Regions from separate parts of the Homo sapiens genome. Here region 1 is linked to region 2. Evidence: read pairs that join two places in POLR2A ChIA-PET (ENCODE). Cell type or tissue: K562. All regions are shown on one strand. Each heading gives the region's core, and the rest is flanking DNA. Links, peaks and the distances in the headings are about the cores only. Region 1 overlaps MIR3659HG (MIR3659 host gene). Region 2 holds the start of LINC01343 (long intergenic non-protein coding RNA 1343).

Evidence for each region. ChIA-PET counts read pairs that join two places held together with the same protein. Peaks named below come from ENCODE experiments on the same cell type or tissue, not always from the same donor. Only the 100,000 strongest peaks of a DNase experiment are listed, where the experiment ranks them.
Region 1: POLR2A ChIA-PET joins it to region 2 with 6 read pairs; 2 of 35 experiments call an interaction of 5 or more read pairs at or near these places.

The regions. Positions count from the first base shown.
Region 1 is chr1:38,083,370-38,094,873 of GRCh38, reverse strand. All of the region lies in intron 1 of MIR3659HG (MIR3659 host gene), which reads right to left. MIR3659 (microRNA 3659) reads right to left here and starts at 5,643; the gene lies at 5,545-5,643. RefSeq lists an enhancer at 1-352. In K562, for the core only: no CTCF peak of the experiment used is centred there; no DNase peak of the experiment used is centred there; H3K27me3 peaks cover 2,187 bases.
Region 2 is chr1:38,204,930-38,222,192 of GRCh38, reverse strand. LINC01343 (long intergenic non-protein coding RNA 1343) reads left to right here and starts at 7,426. Exons shown (of 4, transcript NR_038928.1): 1 at 7,426-7,476; 2 at 9,742-10,095; 3 at 10,371-10,459; 4 at 11,371-13,159. LOC105378654 (a long non-coding RNA gene) reads right to left here. Exons shown (of 7, transcript XR_001737987.2): 5 at 11,411-12,922; 6 at 9,686-9,945; 7 at 2,953-9,184. RefSeq lists an enhancer at 16,181-16,681. In K562, for the core only: no CTCF peak of the experiment used is centred there; a DNase peak (open chromatin) is centred at 8,282; H3K27me3 peaks cover 3,414 bases.

The DNA.
Region 1 (11,504 bases), core at 4-4,003, 120 kb after region 2:
GCCCACTCACATGGCCCGGACCTCCTTGGACGGAAACTCAGGGTTTCCTGCATTGATTCTCCTTCCATCCAAAATGTTGGGAAAATGCTCTTTCGGCTCACCCCTACCCAGACAGAGGTCCTGAGGATGCCACTGAGTCTTGCCAGAGGTCTGGGGAAAGGATGGCTGAGAATCTCAGCAGCTTATTAATGAAGGGAGGCAACAGCTGGAGCAGCAGCCCTCTTTAAAAATAATCCTCACACTTGTTTATTATTGTCATTAATATTAATGGCCATGCTATTAATATTCATATAGATGCATTAATATCATTCAGGAGCACCTGGGATCTCCAAGCACTCCTAATGGCATGGGACTCTGCCTCCAGGGCCCCCACCTCTCTGCCTGCCCCTCTCCACGGGACGACCGTCCCACACAGGTTCCAAACCATTCTCCCATCTCCTCTCCACCTTCTCTGATTGGCGCTTGCTTTTGGAAGCCCAGAGCCACGTGGGACTTGGAGTCATTTCTAAGTCCTAGGGGCTTTGCTGTGAGGATGGGACTGCAGGCCAGGGATCCTAGACATTTCCTGCCTCCCCAAGGGGCACAGGAAGGTTCCTGACAAAGGTGGCTTAAGAAAGAAAGATGGTTCATTTCCCCCTCAAGGGCTCAATTTCCTGTGGAGTCGAAAAAAAGACACATTGGTTAAAAACAAAGATGAGATATCATTTTTCACCGATTAGATTGGCAAAGATAATTATAATAATAATGGCAACAGCAGTGGCCAGCTCACTGCCTATGTGACAGCGCTATGCTTAACCCTCCACGCTCACTCTCTTACTGAACCTTCACAACAACCTCGTGGCATACCCTTTACGGGATGGAACACATGTAAAACCTTGGTGAGAAGCAGTTTACAATATGTGACAAAATGCAAAATCTGCTTACCCTCCGACCCAGCAATTTCATTTTGAGGAATTTCCCGTGTGTTAATAATTAAAAACACTGTTCCTTCTGAGTGAAACCCTCTTGCTGTCCCCCTCCCATGCTCACCAGTGCTTTCCTCTTCATCCTGACTCTGCCTTTTGCCCACTCATCTTTCAAGCTGAATGTCACCTCCTCAGAGAAGCCCTCCCTGACTCCCAAGCTCAGGTTAGCTTCTCTTGTTTTATTCTGTCATAGCCTGTACGTTTCCTTCGTACTATGTGTACTTCTCCTTCGTACTACAGATCAACTGCTAATTGGATAAGTATCTGTGTAACTGCTTAATACACACGCTCATTGCAAAAAACTGCTGTCTTTCCTGATGGCAGGGGCCAGACACCGTGTCTCCCCACTACATCATAAACTCCACCACAGCCAGGACTGACCATGTCTGTTTTATTCATGATTTCTATGCCTGGCATTGGGCTGGTACATTTCCTATGTACCTGGCATTGGGCTGGTACACAGAACACACTCAAAAAACATCTGTAGCATGAATGAATCAATGAAACATGCAAAGATATATGCACCTAGATATTCATTGCAGGGATCAAGACAATTGGAAAAACATATATCTCCATCAGCTGGGGACTGAGTAAGTAAAGTGAGGTATATCCAGATACTGGTATATCCATACACATAATACAGGCATTAAAACCATGAGGTGGATCTGTATGAATTGACATGAAGGATGTCCATGACATATTGCTGAGTGGGGAGGAAAAAAACAGGTGACAGAACAGCATGTGTCGTCTGATTTCACTCAGGGTGGAGTTGCATACGTGAAATCTATTTGTGTATATTTATGCAAGGAGAGAAGTCTGGAAGGACGTTCACCAAAATGTTATGTGGTTATCTCTGGCTGGTAAAATCTGAGGTGGTTTTTACATTTTTCTTTGAACTTTTCCATATTGTCTGAATTTTTTGCAATGAGCATATGTATCCTTTTTTGCAAAATGATAAAGCTGCTTTCAAAAGAAAAAAAAAGTATAGGTGCATTGGAAAAGGTTGGGGGTGCTTTGTGAGGGCCTCAAATCTGGGAAACCAGGTAAGTTGGAAAGAAGGTGGGGCCAAGGGGTCTCCCCTCCTAGCTGTGCTGGGCACCCTCCCAGGCTACAGGGGAGGGGCATCTAGGCCATACCCCTCCCCTACCCAGTCCTTCCTCCCGGCGCACCATGCCTGTCCAGAGTGGGGTTTCTAAATAGGGATTTCCGCATTTGATTTTCCTGACATGCTTTACCGCCTCAGAGCTGTTTTGCAAAATTCATAGCGGCTTTCACAAGCTCCAAGCTTCCTGGGACCAATTCCATTTTGAACAATAGCAGAGTGCCTGCTTGCGGGAGGGGTCAGCCCACTCCAGAGCAGCCTCCCAGCCTCTGTGAGCTGGGACTAAGGGGCTGGGTGTCGAGGCCACAGCATGAAAATACATGAGCTCATCCTTGTCCTCACTCTTCTCCTCCTCTTCCTGTCAAGGAGAAGGAAGAAGGAAGGCAGCTGCCCCCTATCCCAGTGTGCCTCCTGTGCCCTGAGGGGACCCTATATCCCAGGAAGCCACGCAAAGCCCTTCCCAATGTCCTTCCCTTTTCTAACTGTGTCTCCTTACCCAAGAACCATCTAAAGCCCTAAGAAGCTAAGTGACCAATCCAAGGTCACAGAGCCAGAGAACAGCAGGGTAAAGTGTAGAAGCCAGGGTTCCCACTGCCTGGTCTGTAGATGCTTCAATCTATGTTTTAAAACAGTTTTAAAAAGTGGCTCATGCCTGTAATCCCAACACTTTGGGAGGCTGAGGGAGGAGAATCACTTGTAGCCAGGAGCTCAAGACCAGCCTGAGCAACATAGTGAGACCCAGTCTCTACCAAAAAAAAAAAATACAAAAATTTGCTGGGGTCGGGGGTGGGGGTGGGGGGCGATGCATGCCTGTAGTCCCAGCTACTCGAGAGGCCAAGGTCAGAGGATCCCCTGAGCCCAGGAGTTCAAGACTGCTGTGAGCTATGATTGCACCACTGCATTCCAGCTTGGGCAACAGAGCAGGACCCTGTCACAAATAAATTTTTAAAAAAAAGAAAAAAAGTTTGGTGCCCTATCCCTTAAGATAAATCCAAGACGTACAGCAGCACGATCATTACCCCAACTAAGCCACAAAAGACTCCATCACCAACCTCCCTGCCAAGAGGCCAGAGTGCTTTCTAGAAAACACAAAACTAATCAGCCACTCCTCTGCTTAAAAGCCTTCAGTGGCTCCACGTTCTTTATTGGGGGAGTGGAGGACTTAAGCTCCTTGGCCTGGCACTCAGGATCTTTTGTGATATGGCCTCTGTCATATCCCACTGCACCCCTCCTCTCCTCACTGTGCAGCTTCTGCTCCAGCCACACTAAATGATGTCCTGTCGCACCTCCTCCACCTCCAGCCTTTGTGCTGCTCCCTCCCCTCTTCCCCTGGCTAATTCCTAATCATTCTTTAGGACCCAGCTTGTGCAGCACCTCACCAAGGAAGTCTTTTTTAACCCCTCTACCTCCTGGTGAGTGAGAAACCTCCTTCAGCTCCTACGGATCCTTGTGCTGTTATCCATTCAATCAATCATTTATTTAACAAATATTTATTGAGCACCTACTATGTGCTGGCCACATCACAGCATCTACCACATTGTAGTGTCTGTTTCTGTGCTTGCTTCTACACTGGACAGTAAGCTCCTTGAGGGCAGGGACACATTACCAGGACCCAGCATTAATCTACTTCACAATTGTGCAACTGTGTGGCAACGGCCCAGATCATCAGCTCCATTTTACAGATTAGAAAACCAGGGACCCCTTGACAATGGACATGTGCAAGAAGAGGAAAGGTTTTCTAAAGTACACACCTGACATGGCAGCCCCCACACTTGCACAATCCTTCCATGCCTTCCCACTGTCTTCCCTAAAAGGTTAACCTATTTACCCCACCCACAGGCCTCTGCATGACAGGTCTCTCCTCTCTCCCTTCTCCTACAGTGGTCCCAGCTTCCGGAGCCTTTGTAATTCTTTCTAAACTCCACTGTCTCTCTGTCTCGTTCATCTTGGTTTCTCAAATGCCTGATACATGGTATATGTATGAGTGAATGAAGAATGAATGAACAAATTACATTTCATAGGTATCTGAAACTCAAGATGTCTAAAACTCATCACCTTCCCTCCAAAGAAAACTCTTCCCTTCACCCTTCTGTGTTCACTGTCTCCGTGAACATCCTCATCAACCATCCAATCTCTGCAGCCACAAACTGGATGTCCCCCAACTCCTGCTCCTCCCTCTCCCTCCCCTCACTTTGTTGTCTAATCAATCTCTGGATACTAATCGTTTTACCTCGGGAATACCCTCTGATTCCATCCCCTTTCCTTTCCCCCTGCTGCCGTGGCTCCAATCTCTGTCTCCTGGCATATCCCTCTGAGTCCTTCCTCACTGTGAAAGCAGAGTGATATTTCTACCCTGACCATGACCCTGTCCTTCTTGAAGGCCTCCAGTGAGTCCCGCTTCCCTCAGGATATGCGCCCTGGGTGGTCTAGTCCAGCTACCCCGACTCCTGACAATGAGCTCCTTCCTGGTCTCCAGCCTCTCTGAACAGGCCAGGTGCTGTCACAGTGCCACATCCGTGCTCCTCAGACTCTACTTCTCATCTGGCTAACTCCTAGTCACCCTCCAGGATCCCACTCAACAGCCGCCGCCTCAGAAACTCTCCCCAACCCCACCTCACCCCTACTCCTACTCAGGGCCAACTGAGCTTCCGAGGAGCACCCTGCGCTGGCCTCTGCCATCAACCAGTAACCCGGGTCCTCACTGCCCACTGAAGGGCTCATCTCTCCCACTGCCCTGTGAGCCCATCAGCGGCAGGGTGCCCAGGGTCCAGAGAATACGCATGTCACTGTCTCCAGTGAGTTGTTCTTTCCACTGTGCTGCAACTTCATTTCACAGTCAGTCTAGCAAGCATTTCACACGCACATGCGCACACACACACACAAATTGAGACATGCATAGGAATGCACATACAGAGACACACACATAGTCATACTGACACACAGATGCACAGACACAAATAGCAGATCCCACAGACATACCTAGTGACCCACACAGAGGCATTCAAGCGTGGGCAGCCACTGATATACACATATGAACATGAACATCCATATCCATGCACATATGCACATGCATGCACAGCCCACATGGATGCACAGAAACACACAGACACACCCAGTCACAAATACATAGACCGGCAGACAAGCACAACAGGCACACAGAAATGTACATACACAGCCAGGTACAGTGACTCACGCCTGTAATCCCAACAATTTGGGAGGCCAAGGTGGGCGGATCATTTGAGGTCAGGAGTTCGAGACCAGACTGGCCAACATGGTGAAACCCCATCTCTACTAAAAATTAAAAAATTAGCCAGGCGTGTTGGCAGGTGCTTGTAATCCCAGCTACTGGGGAGACTGAGGCAAGAGAATCGCTTCAACCTGGAAGAAAAAAAAACAAAATGTACATACACACACATTCTGAGATGTACACATATAAAACCATAGACTCATATGCACTCATGCCCAGACCAACACAGGCACACACACAGACACAAGGATGCCCTCGTAGACAACACTCATGTCTATACAAGCAGCACGTGTGTTGTGTACAAGGGCATCCTTGTATCTGCTTGTAGAGACACAAGCAGCACGTGTGCATCCACACACAAGGACACATATGCATACCACAGACACTCACAAGAAGCAGCATTTACATTGGCCAACATACACAGATGTGTGCATGTAGACAGGCTCCCCGAGACAGGTTAGTGAATGATGCAGGTCAAACAGAGCTGTCTGCTAGGGGCGGGGGCCTGTCTGAGGTACCTCGGGGCGCTCACATTTTTGCAGCTCAGGAAGGCAGCTGACATACCAGCCCGGCTGTGATGGTATTTTGCATAAATGCTAATGTATTAATTACCATGTACAGTACACAGAGCTGCCATTTAAAAGAAAAAGTTAAGACTTTTTAATTCAAAAGCCCCATGAGGGGTGGGGGTGGGCGTGGGGTACCTGTCCTGCATGGAGGGTGGAGGCAGGCAGGGCAGCCACACCCATGCCCACTGTACCTGCACTTGGGTTGCCAAGCCTTCCCCAGGCCAGCCAGTCAGTCCTCTGCCTCAAGATTCTTGGTGCTTTCTGGGAACTCTGGCACAGCCTGGAGCTGCTGGCCCAGAAGAGGGCTGGGGAGAGTGTGGAAGGCAAGTAAGTCCTAAGCAGACAGAGTGGAGCATCCTCACAGCAGGGCTGGGGCAGGCGTCACAGCCAGAGGTCGCTAAGCATCACAGTCCCTCCCACCATTCAATCCATTCGCTGCACAGCAGCTGGAGTCATCCAGACAGTGGATCAGACTATGTCACGCCCTGCTTCAAACCTTTCAAAGGCTTCCTATTGCTCTCAGAACAAAGTTCACACTCCTTAGAAGGGCCTGCAAAGCCTGGCATGACCGCGTTCTCTCCTGCCTCACCTGACCTGGCTTCTCTCCCATCTCTCCATGCCTCTCCTGTCACACTCCTCCTTCCTCACTAGTCACCTGAGCTTGCCCGCTCTTCCCCTAAACTTCTCATCAGCCTAGCCTCAGCTCACCTGTCACCACCTCGGGAGACCTCCCCTGACTGCCCCTGACCGCCCTATCTGAAGGAGCCCTTCTCCCCCTCACCCTCTTTTACATCACCAGGGTTTGGGTTTTGGTTTTTTTGTCTTCATAGAACATTTTGCTGTTTCAACCCTCCTTGTTGATTTTTTTACTATCTGTTGCCCCCACTGTACGATGAGCTTTAGAAAGCCAGAACCTGAATGACCTTGTTTCCTCATCATATCGCAGCCCCTAGGATGGGGCCTGACACTGTGCAGGTGTTCAGTGGCATGTCTGTTAAAGGAGTGAATGAACTTGGAATGAACGAGGGATGCTGTTTCTGGCCAGCTCTGTCTCAGCGCCTAACTCTTGCAGCAGCACTCTCTCCACCTGCCTGGCAGGACCACCCTGGCTGTTCTGCCTCCCATCGGGGGCTCACATCCCAGATCCGGAGACTGAGGCCCATCATGGGATCATGTCCACCATCCCGTGACCTCTTAGAGGCTGGCGTCCAGGCCTCCCGAGCCTCCCACCAGCCCACCTCTCCTGCCACGTGGAAAGAAGCCTCAAATGATACAATTGAACAGCAACAACAAAACAGCTCCTCCACCCTCACCTTCATAGTCCACTTCCATATTAATTGTCGTATGCAGGCCCAGTGAGGCAGGCATCATTTCCCAAATTTCGTAAGAAATTAAGGTCCAGAGATATATGTGACTCCCCTAACGTCTCACAGCTCATCAGAGGAGTCAGGATTTAAATCTGTGTCTGAGGCCAGGTTCGGGGCTTCCTCCACTTACCAGTGACCTACTCTCCCCGAACCCTGAGGGATGCTCCAGGAAGCTAGGGCTCAGCAGTCATGGAAAGCCTCCCACATGCCTCCCAGGCCACCTCTTCCCCCAGGAAGCAGGAGAGTCGAGGTGGGCTTGCCGGGCAGGTGGAGAGAGCACCTGAGACACAGCTGGTTGGCTCACTTCCCAAACACAGGGTAGAGTCCTCAACCCCACCTTAAGGCACCCTCCCACACCCACTCACCTACCAGGTGCCACCATTCTAGGCCCTACGTCTCTCCCAAACTTGCCCTCTTCTCCTGGTGCCCACTGCCCCTGCCCTAATCCAGGCCGCATCGCTGTCATCTCTCACCAGGTCTCTTTTGACAGCCTGCAGTCTGGACCCCCATCTGCCCTCCACCCAGCAGCCAGAGTGATCTTCTCGAAGCTTGAATCCCATTGCCCTCCCCAGTGGCTTCCCCACTCCCCATCCAAGCTCCTCCTGAGATGGACCTCACGGTGGTTTGCAAATGTGCATCATTAAGAATGCATGTTTCCGTGGCCGGGGGGTGGTGGCTCATACCTGTAATCCCAGCACTTTGGGAGGCCAAAGTGGGCGAATCATTTGAGGTCAGGAGTTTGAGACCAGTCTGGCCAACGTGGTCTACCAAAAACACACAAAAAATTGGCTGGGTGTGGTAGTGCACGCCTGTAATCCCAGCTACTCGGGAGGCTGAGGCAGAATTGCTTGAACCTAGAAGGCGAAGGTTGCAGTGAGCCGACATCGCACCACTGCACTCCAGCTTGGGCAACAGAGCAAGACTCCATCTCAAAAAAAAAAAAAAAAAAAAAAAAGAATGCATATTTCCTAATTTCAGATCCTGGCTCTGCCACTTACTAGCTGTGTAACCTTGAGCAAGTCACCTAACTTCTCTGTGCCTCAACTGCCTGGTCTGTAAAATGGGAATAATAATAGTATCTCCCTATTATAGGGTTGTTGTGAGGACGAAATTAGTTAAAATATGTAAAGCACCAAGCCAGTGCCTAAAACCTGAAGGACACTACATAGTCTGTTGTTATTTACAGTTGTGTGTGTGTGTGTGCGTGCGCGATTATCTGGCTTGTGTCTTTCTCCTCCACGAAATTAAAAGCTCCAAGAGGATGGGGATTAGACTGGGATGGCTGCTTAGATGCTTCTTTGCCTGCCGCTTGAGTTTCTTTCTGCCTGCAGCCTTTGTTCTATTTTCCTCAGTTCTGGCTGGGTGCAGGCCCTCGAGGGAGGGAAAGGGCATGCCCTCAGCAGGAAATGCTGTCAGAGGCAGAGTTCCAGTTATGATGAAAATGACAGGCGGCAGCCAGAGAGGACTGCCCCCCGTGGAGGGCTGGGTAGAGGCTATACCCTCCAGAGCTCCAAGTTCCCGGGAACCCCCACAGGGCCAAAGCTCCCTTTGTCCAGAAGGTCAGGAGCAGCTGGCCAGCTGTGGGGGAGTTCCGCCACCCCGCCCCAGCCAGCAGCCCAGATGTGCGTGTTTGCACAGCCGAGTCCGGCCTCTGAAGGAGCCTTGTTGAGCATCATGAAAGGGGGCTTGTGATGGGACAGACGGCCTCCACACCCTGGCCTTCCTGCCTCCAAGACAGCAACCAGGAATGCAGCCTCCAGGAAGCCCTTCCTACCAGGCCAGCCAAGTGCCCTTCTCCTGAGAAGTCAGGGCCACTGGCATGAACAGGTTTAGTGTGCCAGTTGCAGACCAGATGCCTGGGATCTGGTCCTTCCTCAGCTTCCTCTTCTGTAAGATGCTGGGAGGCCCCTGCCTCTCCCTCCACTCAGGGAGACCCACGTGCAGTGTGGAAATAGGCAGACCTCACTACAGGTAAGAGCTTTGGAGTCAGAAAGACCAGGAAAGAACTTTCATCTTTGTGAACCTCAGTTTTTCCATCTGTAAATGAAGATGATAACTGCTGCCTCATGGGGTAGTCCTGGGGACAAAATGACATATGGGGAAGAAAGGACCAGGCATGTGCTGACACATGACAGGACAGGTGCTCAATAGCTCTGTGTGCCTTTTTTTTTTTTTTTTTTTTTTTGAGACAGATTCTTGCTCTGTCACCCACACTGGAGTGCAGTGGTGCAATCTTGGCACACTGCAACCTCCATCTCCCAAATACAAGCGATTCTCGTGCCTCAGCCTCTGGAGTAGCTGGGATTAAAGGCATGTGCCACCATGCCTGACTAATTTTTGTATTTTTTGTAGAGATGGGGTTTCACCATGTTGGCCAGGCTGGTTTCAAACTCCTGGCATCAAGCGATCCACCCACCTCAGCCTCCCAAAATGCTGGGATTACAGGCATGAGCCTCAGCGCCCAGCCCTCTGTGTGCTCTTTCTCCTTCCCTATTCACTAGGTGCCAAAATGGGAAAGGAGCCTGAGAGTACCTCCACAAAGGGCAAGGGGCCCTCCTCCCACTGTCCCAGAATAAGAGCTGCTGCCAGAGGCACTCACACCAGGCATGTGGCATGCAGCTGGGCAGCCTGTATGCCAGGCACACAAGTCTATGCCCACATGGGAGAGTCTCTGTCCCCAGCTTCCCCCTATCCAGAGTCCCTGGGCACAGCTTGTTTCCTGACACAGCTGGTCCCTGGGCACAGCAGGCCTCAGGTCCCTGGATAGAATCTATCCTTGGGCCTAGGCCAGCCCTCGGCAGGGCCAGTGCCTGGGCTCAGCTGTTTGCCAGGTACAGCTGTCCTTGAACATAGTTGATTGTTGGAAAATGCTAGTACCAGGACACAGTTGGTCCCTAGAAACAGTGTTTAAGCAAAGTCAGTCCTGTGTACAGTCTGTCTCTGGGCACATAGACACTCTCTATGGTCCCTGGTCACAGATACTCTCTGGGCATAATCTATCCTTGGGCACAGGTAGAGTCTGGGTCCAGTTGGCTCTCAGGTATAGTGACAGTGGGCAAAGTCAGTCCTAGGTGCAGATGAGCCCCAGACACAGTGAGCCCTCAAAGGGTCTCTGAGAACAGTTGTTCCTGGGCATAGTCATTCCATGGACACAGTTAGTGACTGGATGTAGCTGATTCCTGGGCATCATTGGTCCCCCAGGGCACAGGGCACAGTCAGCAGTCAGTCCCTGGGCACAGTTGTTTCTGGGCTCAGTTGGTCCCCAAGGCAGTCAGTCCCTGGGGAAGAGTCCATCCTTGACCTCAGGGCACAGTCCACAAAGACTACCCCAGGTTAATTAACACACATAGGCCCATCGCCAACTCTCTTGTGGCCCCAGTCCCTCCACAGGACCTGGAGAGCTGAGACCCACAGAAGGGATAGGAAGCATCCTCTGAAGTGCCAGGAGCCCTGGCATGGCCTGCTTCACGGCAGGTAGAGGGGGCAGGCATTCTGCTCCAGAACTGGAAGGGAGAGAACTAGGCCTGGCCCCCACCAGGTGTCCTCTGGAGCAGTCTGCCTTCCACAGTGGGGGGGTGGGGGGGGCTGTACCCCACACTAGAAAGGAGCCTCTCTCTCTGCACTACCCTCTGTCTATGCAGCACATATCCACAGGCATTTCAAAGGAGCATGGGCTGGCCAGCTACTGATCTCCCTGTGGCCGTGGGTAAGTGCATTAGACAGGTTTCTTCCAATTGGGTGGCCATCCCCAGGCCTCTAACCAACATCCGCATAACCTTAGGCATGGCACGAATGAGAAAGGAGGAGGTGGCCAGTCCCAGGGGATTTTCAGCCTCCAGGAGACAGCTGGTGCTGGATTTCTAACGCTTCCTGAGTCTGATCAGTCCCACCGCTCCCTGCAACCCAGTCCAGCTGGGAATGGAGCAGCAAGCCCCAGGGTAGGAGTCCAGCCTGCACAGCAGGGCGGGGGGCGTTCCTCAGGCCTGTTTGGTACTCATTACCTCCAGCCCTTGTTATCCTCTGCAGGGGGCATGGTTCCTGCACAATGATAATGTGATGTGGCATCCCATTAGCCAGCACCTGCCCTTTCTGCCCACCTTCCTCTCCCAGTCTCCATGCACATCAATGCTTCGTTACATTGTCAGTGTAGCAGTACAAGTCACATCTTTGTCGGGGTCTAGAAATGAAGTGAGCAACACCAACCATCACCCAACACAGGGGGCACCACCCACACATCAGCCCTAACATCCCAGA
Region 2 (17,263 bases), core at 5,917-9,916:
TGTGCCCTAGTCACGGACAAGATTCAGGAGCAGTGCAGACCCCAAAGCACACGTAGTGAAGTCCAGTTCTTTCTCTTGCAGTTTCAGAATTCTAAATTCCAAACGGACTTGTTTTTCTTTTACGACCATTTTACAAAATGAAAAGAGAAGGAAAAAAAACCCTCTAGTCTCTGTGTTTATGTGCAATCAGTTCTTTGAACAAATTCTAATCTTAAAAGAACTGGAAAGGAAGAAAGCAGCGTTCATCCCCAGGACTGGGAGTTGGTGGCATATTGGGTGATCATGGCGGTGGCAGAGGTGCCTGGTAGGCCTGCCTTCCACCAGCAGCAGATAAATTATTGACTTCAGGAATATTCCTCAGTGGATGGTTTTCCACTGTTACACTCTCTCTGATACAGGGCATTTATGCTGCCTGAGACCCGGCTGGACCCCTCATTGGCAAGCCACTTGTGACATAACTGAGTTTTGCAGAATTTCAACCACATGCACCAATTTGGGTAATGTATTCTTTCAGATGCCAGGACTGAGCTTTAAACAAAACATAATCCTGCCTGCATATCAATTTCCCAGGACTGTGAGGAGGAAAAGGAAAAAAAAAAAAAAAACCCAGAACCACGATGTTTTCAGCTGCTGCATTTCCATTTGAGGGTTAGCAGTGGGGACATCTGAACAGTATGCACAGTCTCCTGGTTCATTAGGAGGAGCACAAGGAAGGAAAGGGGGAACGGTGGGGAGTGAATCATAAAATATGAAAGGACTTCCCTGGAAATTGGCATCAATGTGATTTATTCAATCCAGACCTACACTCGACTATTTAAAAATAATTGAATAGTTGATACCCACTGCCACTTGTAAGTGACGGGAACATGGGCCAGGAGTGGAATGAAGGAAGGTGCTGGGAGGAATTTGAGATGTCCCAGATCTCAGCCCTACCCAGCCTTCTGAAAGAGGAAAAAGAATTCTCCCCGGACCCCGCCCTAACCACCAGTCACTTCTTGTGGGATGCTCCTCATTCCATTCCTGTCCACGCAGACGCGAGTTTCTGTAGAGTTGTAACCACCATATGTAAGCAATTTTGCATCCTACCATCTATATTTGGCATTGTGTTTGAAGCATTTTCTCTTTGTAAAAATCATTGGTTTTAAAAACATTACATAAGCAATATATGCTTATGGTAACAAATGCAAACTATGCAGAAATATATGATATAAAAAAGGGAACATTGCCCCTCCCCAATAGACACCCATTCCTTAAGATTGCCACTATTAACAGTTTAAGGCTCATCCTCCAGACATTTTTCTGTATCTATAAACACACACACACACACACACACACATATATGTATACTTTAAGACATTTTTACCAAAAAAAAAAAAAATTATGTTTTGCAACTTTTTTCTGTAAAAATGTTGTGAAAATATTTCATGTCAGTATATACAGAGACCCACTTCTACCTTTTGGTCTACTTTATACATTCCATTGCTTATTTCACTTATCCCTCATTGCCAGGCGATTAGAATATTTCCAATGTTTATCACACACCGTGCCACCATACATCCCTATACATACATCTGTGCAAATGTTTCTGTAGAATTGATTCCCAGAAGTGAGAGTGCAGATCTGAGCATGTGACCTACAAGTGTTTTCCACGTTGTTTCAGGCATCCCAATTATCACTTTTAGTATCTGCAGAACCACCTTTTGAATCCAACTTAGCTGACTCGCATAGCGGAAGGGAAAACAAATCTGTTTAAAGCTCTCCTATCTGCAACTTCCTTCCTATAGAAAAAAAAATAACTTGGCGAGCCCCTGAGGGTGTAAATATAAAGTGTCCACTCTAGGAAGTGGTCTGGAAAGAGACGGCAAAACTAAGAGAGGGTTGAATTGTGTGTAGAATGTGGAGTTTCCTGAAAGATCTGGGAGAAATGGATGTGTGGGGAGTTTATGGAAAGAGAATACCAGCAATATGGCAGAAAACTTAGGGTCCTATGAAAGAATTCCAACAGCAGGAACTTCCCCAGCATGGGTTTTGGCTGAGGGGTTTTTATATAGGGCCCGGATATAGGATCTTCACTTAAGAAATGTGATTTGAACTGCGCATAATCAATGGTGTTCTGGTGGGGGTTGAAGAACCAACTCTAGGGAAGGGGCTGAAAGACCTTGATGTGCAGCATTTGCTGATTTCCGTGATATAAATACTCATCCCATGGCACGAGTCTGCTGGAGGGTACTGAATGCCCCACCACTGTCCTATAAACCATTGATAAAAGTCTACTCAACCCAACATCCCTGGACCAGTGGACTCCCCGAGCAGAGGAAATCAGGTAGGGTCCAGCTTGGAGTGAAGAGATCAGCAAGTGAGGACAGGTGCTACAGGATCCAGAAGGGAGCTGGGCAGCCAGCTGCAGTGAAGACTGAGAAAAGGATGGGAAGCCTCCCTTGAGAATACTTAGGGGCTTCCACTGTGTGGAAAGGGCTTGAGTTACCTCTTTCAAATGTGAAGGAATTACCCCAAAGGCCTGGAAGATGTGGGGACCCCTGGTGTCCCATTTGGGGCGACTCTAGTGTTGCACACTTGAGCCTCTTGCACTGGCTAATGCTGGGATGAACTCTTTAGCTTGCACCCAAGACTCTACAAGCTAATCCTCAGCTCCTTCTCCACCCTACCCTTCCTCTTCCTGCCTGCACATTCTCTGTTCCACGACACCACAGTCCTTGCCAGTCCCCAGATACACGCTGCATGCACCCAACTGCAGGCTTTGCCCAGCCCTTCCCTCTTCCTAAACCACCCTTTCCCTCCATTTGGGCTAACCACCGCTATATCCATTCATCAAGGCCCAGTTCAAATACTCTCTCCCCAACAAGCCTTCTCAGGCAGAATCTGTCTCCCTCTCCCCTGAAGCCCCACAGTCTTTTGTTTAAATGGTTTCCATACCATTAGTTAATGGTCTCCCCACAGTCCAGAGAGCTCCACTGAGGAGGAGTCCTAGAATTCACTGTCTCCCTGTCCTCAGACAGCACAGTGGTTTCCACAAAGCTGATCTTAAGTCACCATCTAAGAAGCCTGTTATACACTCTGAGCCCTACCCCAGCATCTGACATCTATGTGATGGACCCCTGAAAGGTAAAAGAATTGTTCTTATCACAGAGGGAAAGAAGCTGGGCTCAGAGAGGCTTACCACCTTGCTTTGTCATCCAGCAGCAATGCTAGAGCTCAGGTCTTGCCCTTAAGTTCAGCCTTGTATTCTATCTGTCCGAAGGAGGAGGGATCTGCAAATGATCTATCCCAGGTGCTTCCCACCTGGGGCCTCAGCCTCCTGGGGATTTGCAGGTTTATTTAGAGGAGACCTCGCTTTCATTTGCACACAAAGGAGAGATGAGGAAATCCATGTCTCCGCCTCTTTTTTGTTTTGTTTTTGTAGTTTTGGGGTTTGGGGTTGTGTTGTTGTTGTTTGTTTGTTGTTTTTGTTTTTTACATTAAAAGAGGAACCACTGAGGAGTCCATCCCACATTTTACTGATGGTGAAACTGAGGCTCAGAGAGGGTCAAGGACTTGGTCAAAGTCACACAGTGAATGTGCACGCTTTGTCCTGTGTCAACTTAGCAAAGCTGGAACTACATGTCCCAGAATTTCCTGCACAGTTCTGGGTTAGGGGTGGCCACAAGAGAAATTTGTGTGAGATTTGGAAGGCAGAAGTGGAGCAGCAGCTTCATTTGCACTCAAGGTCTATGTGGGTTTGGGTGATTCTCAGCTCATGCGTGTGCAGCCCACCTGCTGGCTCACCTTGTTAGCTTGCGATCTTGGGGTGGCAACCCCAGATCGATCTCCTCTTTCAGCTTCTCCAAACTCGGGGCCTGGCTTGTGTGCAGCTTTGTGGTGAAGCGGGCTAGTTCTTCTGCAGATCACCCATATCATCAGTTGGAGGCTTAGAGGCAGTGGGAGGCCACCCAGGTGCCAGTGAGAAGCAGATGCCATCCCAGCAAGCCCTCAACTGGTGACGCTCCTCCTTTTGTGTTCAGGCCATTCTTTTGGGTTCTGCCTTGTCCTTGCTCACTTCCTCTTCCTGTCCATCTTCTCTTGCTGACCGCCAGCCCTGCTGACTCCAGGTCTGGAGCAGACACGTGAATACAGGCTGACACCGCTGCCTAGCAGCTCCCATGATCAGGAAAAGCCTTGCCCCGAGCATAAAGCCCTCGGATCACACACGTTCTGCTTCTCTGATAGAACTCTGATAGAACAGTGACCTCCTGCAGAATCAACAGCCTGAGGCTCCTGCCCCTGCTCTGGACTCCTTGCCACTCTCAAGAGGCTAGCATGATGACCTGAGTCCGAGGCCCCAGGCCCCAGGCCCTCCCCAGTGAGATCACTGCCTCCATCACAGGGCTGAGGCTCTCAGGTCTCCCCCAGCCCAGTGGCCAAGGGAGAGATATGTCTGGCCTGTCCCCCAGCTGTCCCCCAGCATGGTCCCTGCAGGCTCCAGGGACCCCAGTCCTTCCTCTCCTCATATAGCCCCCACCAGACTGCGGGGCAGACATCTCATCCTGGCTCCATATCTTCCCCCACCAGGCTGGGGTTTTTGAAGGCTATTTATTTCTCCTGGTCCCCAAGCCCATAACCTCTGAGCTGCCTTGGATGCCTGCTGTCCCAGGGACTCTATAAATAATCAGACAGTAAAGATGTCACACCACCAGCTTGGGCCACTGCCCAAGCAAGCCTGTGGCTGGCCCTTCCTCACGGGCATCTCCACCCGCACACTGAGCTGGGACTTATTACTGCTCGCCCCATATAGGGTTCCTGCAATCTACGGCAGGACAGTCTCCACACTTCAGCACTGAGCAGGGATTTCAGGATCAACTGTTTTCTCCTGTCCTCACCAGGCCCTTCCTTCCTCTGGAAGGTCCCAGGTAGCCCAGGAGACTCTCCCTTTTTGGAAGCTACTTCAGAGGAAAAGGTGACAGTAACACTGTGGAAATAGATGGATCTGGATTCCAGTGTCTCGACTACCACTTGCTAATTCTGGGACCTTGCAGAAGTCGCATCACCTCTCTGGGCTTTAGGTACCTCATTTATAAAATGAGGATATTAAGATGAGCCTCATAGGAATGTTGTGAGGATTAAATAAGGTGCTATATGAAAGCACATAGCCCAGGCTCTGGGCATGTTATAAATGGATGCCATCTTCTTATTATTCTTGTTATTTTTTTTTTATCACTATGGCCACCAAATTGCATGCTCCATGAGGATGAAGACTGTGCCTGACTTGTTTTCTCACTCCCTAGTACAGTGCCTGTCACATAATAGCACTCAATACCTATTTGTTAAATGAACGAAGGACTATAATAATGCTGACTGATTAGGGCCAGTGTATGTTTAAAGTACCCAGGACTGGAGAACATTTGGAGATTTCAGTAGGTGAGGTTGCTAGAACATTTTTTGTCAAGTGTGACCATCTGTGTTCTCTTAAAGTTTTTCTTTTGCCACCTGCCAACTACTGCCCCACAGGCAGTAACTGCGCTGGAATTCACCCATGGGGCAAGGACTTCCACACCTGCCAGCAGTGCAGAGCCAAGCAACACCTTGCTCCGGATGCTGCACCTATAATTAGGGCAGCTTTGACCCACAGCCCCGCTCTCCTTCAGGGCAGAATGCAAACAGGGTCCAGCCCAATCAAAAGGTACACCCTATTAATATCACCCATGTAACAGATGAGGAAACTGAGGAACAGAAGGATTACGTAAACTTGTCTAAGGTCACATGGCTAGTTAGCGCTGAAAGTAGGATTCAAACCCACCTATTGCTTATCATATACAGATCATATGCAGATCTTATATACTCTGTAAGGTAGCTATTAATATCTTCATATACAGATAAGGAAGCTGAGGCTCAAGGAGGGTTAGTAACTTGCCCAAAGCCACGCAGCTAGTACAGTAATCTTATATAGCATATGAGCATTTGATTCCAAAATTGGTACATCAGGCAAAAGTTGCATAGAGTTCAAATTTCTCTTCAATTCCTTGAAATCGGCTCCCTGGCTTTCTTTGTATATAACCTAGTACAGTCATTTTTACCTAAACACCCTTGAGTTTGAGAGCAGATGAGCTGAACTGAAGGAAGGACAAGAAGGAAAGTTTAGGCTGGGTGCGGTGGTTCATGCCTGTAATCCCAGGACTTTGGGAGACCAAAGCAGGCAGATCACCGAAGCAGGTCGGAAGTTTGAGATCAGCCTGACCAACATGGAGAAACCCCGTCTCTACTAAAAATACAAAATTAGCCTGGTGTGGTGCCGCATGCCTATAATCCCAGCTACTCAGGAGGCTGAGGCAGGAGAATCGCTTGAACCCAGGAAGCGGAGGTTGCGATGAGCCAAGATCATACCATTGCACTCCAGCCTGGGCGACAGAGAGAGACTCCATCTCAAAAAAAAAAAAAAAAAGGAAAGCCTGGGAGAAGGCATCAGGACATAGGAACACAACATCATTCAACTGCTTCAGCCTTTCAATCATGATTAGCCCCCTGGCACACATGAAGCAGGGGAGGAGATGTGAAGCATTCCTACCAGGCTCACTTAATTGAAATTTAATGTTAGTGCCCACTGGTCTTAATATATATGAATAGATGTCATTGTTAAGCCGATTAAATGTGTAACATATGTAAAAGCACCTGCACAGTGATGGGCCTAGAGTAGGTGCTCAATATATGTGTGCTAAATTTGAATCTACAATCATTCATTCATTCAGTACGTATCGAATTTCTACTAGGGGCCAGGCCTCAGGGGAACAGCAGAGAACAAGACGGACAAGATACCTGTCCTTATGGAGCCAACATTCCAGTCGAGGAAACACACAATGAGCAAGAAAACTAGTAGGTACACAATAAAATGTCAGGTAGTGATGGGAAGAAAAATAAAATGGATGGGGGAAAGAGAGTAGTGGGGCGGCTCTTAGATAGGGCAGGGAGGGCCTCTCTGAGGAGGTGGCATCAGAGCCAAGAACTGGTCTGGCCCAGACAAACCGCCCACATGTGGACACCATTGTCCGAAAAGTACAAAACCTGGTCATCTGCTCCCTGCCTTTCCAAATTCACATTTTATTTTGTGGCCTCCACTGAACAGCCATCACTGCCATGCCCTTAGGCATTGGGCTCATGACCCCTTACAGTGGGAGGGGAGGGGTAAGGAGGGGCTGCTAATGTGATTCCTCTGTAAAAGGTGAATCAAGCTCATGCCCATCCACCTGACACCAGGGCACTGGGTCTCTGTACCACGACACAGCTTCGGTGCTAGAAAAAATCCAGCTGTAGCTGTGGAGACAAGACAAAGCAATGACTTGAACCAGAATATTGATTCTAGAATCTCATGATGCCTCTGATCCTGAGGGTTCTGGAGCCAGGAAGGGTCCTGAGACACACCTAGCACTTCACATTCACTAAGTCATGCGTGATCATCAAATCATTTGATTAATTCCCTTACTCTTACAGGTAGGCAGACTGAGGTCCAGAGGCCATGGGACTCTCCGCAAACCACAGAGCATCAGCGGTGACAGAGATAAGAACTCAGCTCTCCCAACTCCCAGTCTGGTGCTCTTTATACCAAAAGTCCACCTTCCAGTTCACGGGTAATCAAAAACTTTCGTTTGGTCTGGGGTCGTTTCAACAGCAGATGTGCTCGTCTCTGTGCAGGACCTGCCTCCCAGGGGAATACGGTAGTGCTGAGAAGAGGGTGTGGACGGACTAAGGGCTGAAGAAGTCCTGGAGACGGGGTGGCGATGGTGAGTGTGCTTGCTGAGCCCAGGAGACGGACCGCAGCACCGGGCACTCGGGTGGGGTCCAGAGGAGAGGAGCCTCCTGCAGGGACAGCAAAGCTGACGAGAGGACAACATAAAGCCACTTCTGTCTTTACCTCGCATTGCCTTTGCACCACATCCATTTGGGTACGGTGCAAAGCTTCTCCCGTTTTATTCCTAAGTCTGAAACCGCCTAGCGGGAGGAGGGAGAGGAGTGTTCTTTCATTCTCTAAGGGCCTCCCGTGTGCCGTATGCTGGGAACTTCTCCTTTCTCATTTTATTTCCTTCACGCAACAACCTTGTGAGACGGTGATTCTCATCCCTGTATTACAGATGGGGCTCGGAGCTCAGTGTGGGGGCAGCTTGCGCAGCAGCCCCCTCCACCCTCTCGCCCCAGGTCACCACTCAGTGGTGCAGCTGAGATTCCAGCCAAGGCCTGCAGAGCAGAAGCCTGTGCTCTCTGAGGCGTGGTCTCCCACGCGGCCAGCTGGAGGGCTCCTCCGGAAGGGTTTCCAGGGAGGCCATGAGGGCTGTCTAGATTGATAGCGAGTTCCCCACATCCTGTAACCCCTCCCTGCCAGGCCTGTGCCCGCCGCTCTGGCTGCAGGCAGGGAGCGAGGCTGGGCGCTAATTTACACTTGTTTAACTACAGCTGCCGCCCTCCCGCCATGTGTCTGTCCGCCATTTATTGCGCTTTCCAAAGCCCTGCCCGGCACTCAGGGGCATTTCCTGCCTGCGCTAATGGAGGAGAATAGACGCATTATATGTGAATAATGGATTATGATGATACAATTTGGGTCTCTTAGCTCTCACCGAGCCTAGGCTGGCCTTGCATTATTGATAACTTACACACACCTTCCCGAGCGTGTTTATGTAAATATTTAATAGGGAAAGCAAGTTAATCCATTGGTTTCAGCCATTTCCAGAGCACTAGAAGTAAGGGCCATGAGGGGTGACTTGGGGGGCCCCCAGCAGGAGTTAGTTCTCTTTGGAAAAGCCGGGAAGTTGCCAAGATGCTCACTTGGCCACAAGGAGTGTATGGCCTTGAGGTTTGGGGTTTTCCAAGAGCTGAAACAAAAGGGTAGGGCTACCTCACTGTGGGAGATCACCTCCGGTCAAGAAGACGAGTTGTCCAACACAGGCAGAGCAGGGTGAGGATGTTGGGATGAGGGGTGCAGATTACTGGAATGCAGCTGTGGTGGACGTCACCACTGAATAAATCGAACCATTGCTTCCTATCTTACATGGCCGATTTCCTGTGCTTCCCCATGGCTTCCGCATTTCACACTCCATTGCATGTTGGAAGGCAATGCTTTAGAGACTGCCTGGGTTTCACCCTGGGCTCCACCACATGCCCACTGGACGGCAAGTTAGTTAATCTCTCTGTGCACTGGTTGTCACATCTGTAAAATGGGGAACTAATTTATTTGTCTCATAGGTACCCATTGTTGGTGCAAGAATGCAGTGAGATAATATATCTGAAGTCCTTTTACAGTGCTAGGCAATACTACCTATTACCATATAAGCCACAACTGGAAAGATGCACATGCTTTCACATGGGTCTTCATGCCATGGCACACATTAGCCGGCAGTGTTTCTGAGTGGTGTAGAAAATAGTTGTGCATCCCAGACACAATGAAATATGGTTATTTTGCTAATATCCTGTTTCTGGCAATTAAACTACTGTGTATCCTTTGGGAAATCACGAGGGTGGGCATGTGCCCCATCTGCTTATGCAGAGGGTGGAGGACCAGGCAGAATCAGGAGATCTGAGCTGGCCTCCCTCTGCACCCCACCCCAGGCACCTGCCTCCTCTCCAGCTTATCTCCCCCATCCCCTTCCCGGGTTGCCATTGACAACCTGCCATTCTCAGAGCATGCTTCTGAGCTGCCGAGCCTTCGCACCTGCTGGCTCCTCCACCTGAATGTCCTTCTCTCTGTCCTCTTCCTGGAAACCCCAGCTGCCTCAGGATATGGTTCAGTCATCACCTCCTTCATCCAGCCTTCTCTACCTCTTTGTCTTAACATTGAAATGGCCAGCGTGTTCTTCTACCTGCCTGCCAGACATGCAGGCCCAAGGTACCAGGAGGCAGATGCTGACAGATGCATCTCAGTATGCCCGGCACCTCCACCACACAAGGGCTGTGCTGGTTGCTGTGGGAATGCTGCAGGGCACAAAACGGATAATGCTGGAGGGAGAAGACAGCAAACACAAGGCTCAAGAAACTCCAGTATGTAAGAAGAGGACATGCACAATGGAAGAGGGAAGCCACCATGCAGAATGTCGGGGTGCACTTTTAAATGGGACAGTCAAGGTAAGCCTCACAGCAAAGGTGACCTCTGAGCAGAGGTCTGAGGGAGGTGAGGAATGAGAAGAGTGAACAGCCAGTATGAAGATCCAAGGTGGGAGTGTGCCCCTGGTGTGTTCACGGAAAGCACCAAGGTAGGCGTGGCTGGCACAGAGTAAGAGAGGGAGGTCTTAGCAAGCGGGGAGGTTCAGGTAGTACAGGGCCTTGTGGCCTTGGCAAAGACTTTGCCTCTTGGAGGATTATAAGCAGGTGTGACTGGGTCTAGTGTTTGTGTTTTAAAGGGATCATCCTGGCAGCTATGTAGAGCATTACTATAGGGGTCAAGTACCGCAGCAGGGACAGCAATTAGTAGGCTACTGCAAGAGTCCAGGTAAGATGTGATGGTGCCTTATGCTAGGGTGGTGGGAGTGGGGGAGGTGATGGGGGATGGCTAGGTGCTGAGGTTCTAACAGAGGTGGAAGGTGGAGCTGTCCGGGTTTCCTGATGGTTTAGGTATTTGAAGTGAAAGAAATAGCAGAATCAAGGATGACTCCAAGGTGTCACCAGAAGGATGGAGCCATCATTAACCAAGTGGGGAAGACTGTAGGGGCGGTGGGGAACAGGTTTGCAGAGGGGAAGATGAGGAATTCCATTTGAGATGCATTATTAGACATATTAGATCTGATATATCTATTAAACACCCAAGGGGAGAGTTTGAATGGGCAACTGCTTGTAGGAGTCTGGAGTTCTGGGAAGAGGGTCGAGGCTAGCATTAGAAATGTGGAAGCCATCAGCATACAGATGGATGAGCTCACAAGGGAGAGAGTGTAAGGAAGAAAGACATGGAGGCCTGAGCCCAGGGCGCTGCAAGGAGTAAGGTGGGGAGGGAGGAGAACCAGCAAAGGATGCAGGAAGAAGTGCCCATGGTGAAGGAGGAATACCCACTTGTTGAAACTTCAGTGTGTTGGCGCTGTAATAAACAATTATGATAAAATAGCCACCATTAATTGAGTACTTACTCTTTGTTAGACACTTCACATATAGTTTTCCCTTTGATCCTAAGATTTGGGAGTTCTCATTCCCATTTTACAGATAAAGAAACTGAGGCTCAGAAAGGTAAATCTGCCTGACCAATGTTTCACAGCTAGTTATGGCAGCACAGCAAAAAACCCAAGCTTCAAGTCAGCCCAACTAACATTTTTTGACCATCTGCTGGGAGCTGAGTGCTCTTGATAGACATTATCCTATTTAACACTCTCAATACCCTTGCAAAAATAGATGTCATTTCTACCCATTTTACAGATGAGGAAACTGAGGCTTGGCGTCTCATTGAGTGACCTACCCAAAAGTTACCCAAGGAGAAATGGGCTCGCAGAGATTTGAATCCTGGTCTCCGGCCTTCCTTTAGACACTTGGGGTGCTCCCAAGTCTGCATTTGGAGAGGGGAACAGCATTAAAGTATCAGCTGGAGCTTCTCAGCTTGAAATCCTAGGCCTCTTCCAGAGGCCAGATGTTCGGATGGTACCAAGGGGCTCTCCGCTGAGTCCTAGGCTGGGAGCAGAGAGGGAGGGGACTCTGTTACCAAATCCCAGGCTGGGCACTCCCAGGGAGTCCCTTCCTCCCCACCTGCATGGCATCTGGCCTCCGCCAGCTCCTGCCTGGCTGCCAGATATACCAGCTGTGGCTCCTCTCCACGGAGAGTCTCATTTATTAATTAACGTGGACGCCAAGGGGGCAACTTCTCAGGCCCAGCCTCAGAGCAGATCTTGGCACATTTTTCAGACTTTGTTTAATAATTTATCATCTTTTAATCATAAAAATAATTAGCACAAGAGTGATAATCTATGCTCTGCCGAGAGCAGACCAACGGAGGAATTTTCAGACAGTGCCAGAACCCAGAGAGCAGAGCTTTGGCAGCGAGGAGAGGAAGGTTGGCTCCAGGCCAGGTGTCCTCTCCAGGACTGGCCCCTGGGAGTCAGGTGTCAAAGATGCCGTCTGGCTTTTGGGGGAACTCGAGGACCGTGCTGCTTTCCTGGGAATTTGAGGCTCCTGCTCCTAACTCTGACTTGGCTCACTGGATAGCTCTCTGGGAAGTTCCTTCTCTGGGTCTTAATTTTCCCACCTGTAAAATGGGAGTTCAATTAGATAATGAGTAAGGACACTTTTGTTCAAGGCGCCATGATCCAATGAGATAGCAAATGTAGAAGCAGTGGCTGTGGCAGTAAAGACAGTGAGCTGGAGTGCCCATGAGAGCCACGAAGCCTTCCACAGTCCCCGCCACCTCCCACCCCGCCAGCTTCTGCATCCCCAGGTGCTCAAAGAGCCCTGGGACAGACTCAGTTCTGCCAGGTATAAGCCGTGTGGCCTGGGGCAAGTCCATCTCCTCTCTGAGCCTCAGTTTACCCATCTGAAAAGAAAGAGTGATCGCTCATGTCCTGCAGCTCTCCCAGAGAAGATCCAAGGGAGAGGATGACAGGGTTACCCCTTGGAGACATTGATCTCATTCTGCCCCACATTTAACTGCCACTCCCTGTCCAGACTTTCGGTTCTAGAGGGCAGGGCAGGACTGCCTCATCCTCTGTGCCTGATAGCCCTGGTAGTGACCGAATGAGCTCAATGTTCTGCCAATTCCAGCAAGGTGTCTTGAGATTGTTCAACCTGTGCAGGCAGACACATCCTCCCACCAGGGCGGCAGCACGGTCCGGTGACTGTGGGTAAAACCACAGCAGTTCAAGAAAGCAACTCCTCCTCTTCTTGTGGGGTCTTGTACAAGCTGCTTTGCCTCCAGCTGCCTCAGTCTCTTCATGTGAAATTGGGGATATCTGTCTTAGATTGGGGGTCCCCTGAAGCAGACCTAGAGACAAGAATTCAAGATCAAGTCATTTATTTAAGAAGAGATCCTGGAAGTTCCAGTAGGGAGTGGAGAAGTGAGACTGGGAAGGGGAGGAGAGCAATGAAAGGCGCGTGAATGAGCTGGTGACCACGCTGGACCCAGGCCTACTGGGGCCATCTCAAGGGTTGGCAAACTACAGCCCACAGGCCAAATCAGGCCTGCCTCCTGAATTTGTAAATAAAGTTTTATTGGAACACAGCCATGCCCACTCATGTCTGTATTATCTGTGGCTGATTTTCTGCCACAATGACAGAGTTAAATGGTTGCAACAGACACCATATGGTCCTCCAAGCCTAAAATATTGACTCTCTGGCCCTTTGCCAACAAACTTCCCCAGCCTCTGGTCTAGGACATAGCGTAGAACTGACCTCAGAGCTGTCTCCTTTGAAGGAGAGGAAGCTGGACTCTTTATGCTTCCACCCCAGTCCATTGCTGACTGTTCCCAGGGGCCCTAACACCTACCCCCCTACACATACACTTCCAGTGCCAGGGAAGCACACTCTGGCAGCCAGAGGAACCCTAAGGAAGAGTCATGGCAGGTATGGGGCAGTGAGTGCCCAGGGGAAGTTGGAGACTGGGGCATCCAGGGCCGCTGCTGCAAGATCTCACTAAACTGTTAGGAGGACTAGATCAGATCATAGTTGGAAGTACCAAGAACAGGGAGTGCCCTCTAATACTCCACACCTTCCATCATCACCACCAGCCCCTAACCAAAGTCATTCCTGGCTGGCTCATTCCCAAATGATCTGCGTTCATCTCCTTGCTGGGCCTCTGCCTGCCTGTCTTTCTTAGGTGCTGCTGATTTCCGAGCTCCAGGTGACTCTGGTCCTGGGAAGAGGGTTCCTCCCCAGGCCCCAGCTCTGGTCACAACTGCACTCGCACTGTCCTCTCCCTGGCTCCGGCGGGCAGTCCTGCCTTTCCTGCTTCATTCTCAAGTGCCTCCTGCCTCCTGCCTCCTGGGACCCCATAAGCCCACCCACCTGGGCTCTGTCCTCCTCAGCCTGAATTTTGGACCTGCTCAAGGTGGGCAGGGGACACTGCCCTCTGGTCTCCATCCCAGCAGGCGAGTCTTCTCTTCCTGGTCAGTTATGCCACCCTTCGACCCCACCACCACTCTAAGTCAATTCTGCTCTTGCTCTCCTGTGCCATCCAGAGGCTGTCAGTACCACCTGGGCCCGGCCCTCACCTTTTACCCACCCCTACTGGTGAGTATTGTGGGCAGTCGGCTCTGGGCTGCTTTCAGAGAAGGACATAGGCAAATGGATTTGATGATCAGGGCTCAATCTGGGGTCATGGTCAGGGCTCAGTCTGCTCAGTCTAAGACCAAGGTCCCGGCCCAGTTGAGCAGAGGCCAGAGTCACAGCTCAGTCTGGGTTCCAGTTCAGGATTCAGATTGAGGCTGGAATCAAGGCAAAGCCTGAGGTCAAGGTCAGGGCTATACCTGGGCCGAGGCCCAGGGATCAGTCTAACCAAGAAGCACAGCACACCCAACTGGTTTATCTAACCGCTTAGCCCAGGCCATAGCTCCTGCTCCTTGGCTCGCCCCCCTGGCCCTCCCTGGGAACCTCCAGCCTGTCCCTCCCCACCGGGGTGCCTGCATTTCCATTCATGTGTGCGCCCTCCTGGCCAGGCAGTGAGGATTCCCAGGTCCATCTGTCTGCTGAGCTGTCGTGGGAACCAAGCTCAGCGAATGGGCCCGAGCCTGTCTCCCTCCGGAGCCTGCCTCCAGACTGTTGGCGTTCACGGCTCTGCCTCGCAGCCTCCGAGCTGGGCTCACGCTGCTGAGTCCAAACGCCGTCCACTGCTCAGTTCCAGCCAGCCACCAAGCACTCCCCAGATGGGCAGGGACCACGCCATGCCTGCCTGCCTCCTGCCTCAGGCACTGCTCGCTCCCTGCCAGAGGCCCAGGGGAGGTGCCCAGTCCCCAGACTCACAGCCCTGGGGGCCATGCAGGGCCAGGGGAGGGCAGGGAACCCACCTCCACCAGCTCCAGGACCCTGAGCACCATTCAACCAGTGATTCCCTCCAGCCTGGCCACTGGCCCTGGTGAGGCCTGGCCTCCCTCCCTCCAGGTGCCTCTCGGCCTGTGTCCTCTAACCACAGAACTGCCCTGAGGTCTTGGGGAAGCCAAGGTGAGCCATGCAATATGACCCCCAGGGCCTCCGTCTGAGAAGCTCCAGGCAGCATGGAGTCCAGAATCAGGCAGCCCTGGGCTTGCATGCCGCTGGTGCCACTTCAAGCTGTGGGACCCTTGACAAGTTACTTTGTGCCTCCGTTTCCTCATTTATAAATGGGAGCTTCTAGGTTGTAGTGAGGGCTATTAAAAGGTATAAACCCCCTGCAGGGGCAGGAGCTCGAAGTCTCCATCTGTTATCTTTGTCTGCCTGGCACCTCTGCCCCCTTCTTCTGGTTGTGACACCCCCTCCCTGTGCCAAGCTGGCCCTTCTCCACAACCTGTGGGTCTGGTGGGGCAGCCAGTTCTGGGAGCTGGCCCCTGTGGTCACGGAACAGACACAAGCTGGCTTACAGATGGAAGCAGAGCAGAGACAGAGAGAGGCTGCATGAATGGCTGGTCTATTGACATCACCTGGACCCCCAGAACCCTAGGGCCAGGCCCCCCCAAACCTTCCAAGCACAGAGCCAATACCTCCCTTTTAGCTGAAGCTGTTGGACATGAGCTCTTATCTCTGGTGACCTGGTGACAGGGTTCAGAAAGAGCAGGATGCACATATTATGGTTAAGAGCCTCGACCCTGAAGCCACAATATTGGGGTTCAAGTCCCAGCTCTGCCACTTCTTAGCAGTATCACCATAGATGAGTTACCCAAGCTCATGGGGTTGCAGTTTCCTCATCTGTAAAATGGGGATGACACTAGTACCCACCTCCCAGGGTGGTTATGAGGATTCACTTAATTAATATATGGAAGACATTTAGAATAATACTTGGCTCGTAGTAAATGGTATATAAGTATCTGCTAGTATTTTTATTTTTTTTAATCATCTCCTGCTCAGTTGTCCAGTCTAGAGGACAGGATGGGATACTCGACAAATATTTATGGGGTCCCTACTGTGTGCTCCACATTGTGATGCACTGGCCACAAGGCTGCTGTGGGCTCCATCCTCCAGGGGCTCACTGCCAGTGAGGCTGGGTGGCCAAGGAACTACTGCTCCAGGGCCGCCAAGATGAAGCTGCACCCATGGCACCCACGGCACCCACAGCACCCACTCGGCACCCACTGCACAGTGAGCTGCTTTCTAGGAAGCCTGTCGGGTGGCCAGCCAGGGTTTGGGCCAGGGCTCCCAGTACTCATTTGGTCCCTGGAATCTTTATCTGATGCTGGGGAATTCTTTCTAAGTAACTGGGGCCTCCAAGACCCTGCTGACCAGGATCCCTGAGAAACCCCCTCATCCTCCCCAAACCTGACATCCCCAGCTCTCACTCAGGACCCTGGAGAACAGGGGATTGTGGACACATTAAGAAAATCATGCAGAGATCTGGGAGAGAGGGTACGGACTACAGCGACGAGTGGCCAGAAGAGTCTCACGGGGACCCCAAAGGACAGAAAGTGACTTTGTTGTGCAAATAGGAACATTGAGAGAGGAGGAAAGAGGCAAACTAGGGCAGACTCTGAAGTTCGTGTAATTAAGCACCCCTACCCTAGGCCATATCAAGAGGGGGTTGTACCTCTGATGGAGATTCGGCTGAATGGACAGAAAACCTGGGTCAGACAGCCAGCGGCTTCCTGGAGAGCCAGATATCCCAAACTGAGCCATCTGGGAGACAGAGGGGCTCAGACCAGTGGACAGAGAAAGGCAGGCTGAGCGTGTCCAGGAAGTGTCAGGGTCTGCATGCTACTGCCAACCTAGTATGGGCACCAGTTCCAAGTTTTGGTTAATTAAACTTTGCAATATAATTTTTGCAAAATTATACAATAATTGTGTGATAATAGTTATTAATAGTGACATTTGTATCACAGTGAGAGGCTATATGGCATGATGGTTTAAGAGTGGAGCTTCAAAATGCCTGGGTTTGACCGGTTTCACTACTTAATGGTTGTTTCACCTTGAAAAAAACTCCTTCCCCTCTCTATGCAACAGTTTCCTCATCTGTCAAATGGAAATGATGAAATAACATAATAGTATTCACCTCATAGAATTGTTAAGAGAATTACATCAGTCAGTCATTACATGGGAAGTCTTAGAAGAGAAACTGGCACATAGTAAGTGCTCAATAAATGTGTATTACTTGTTATTGAGCACTCACTATATACCAGGTACTGTGCTAAACACTTTGTTTGCATCA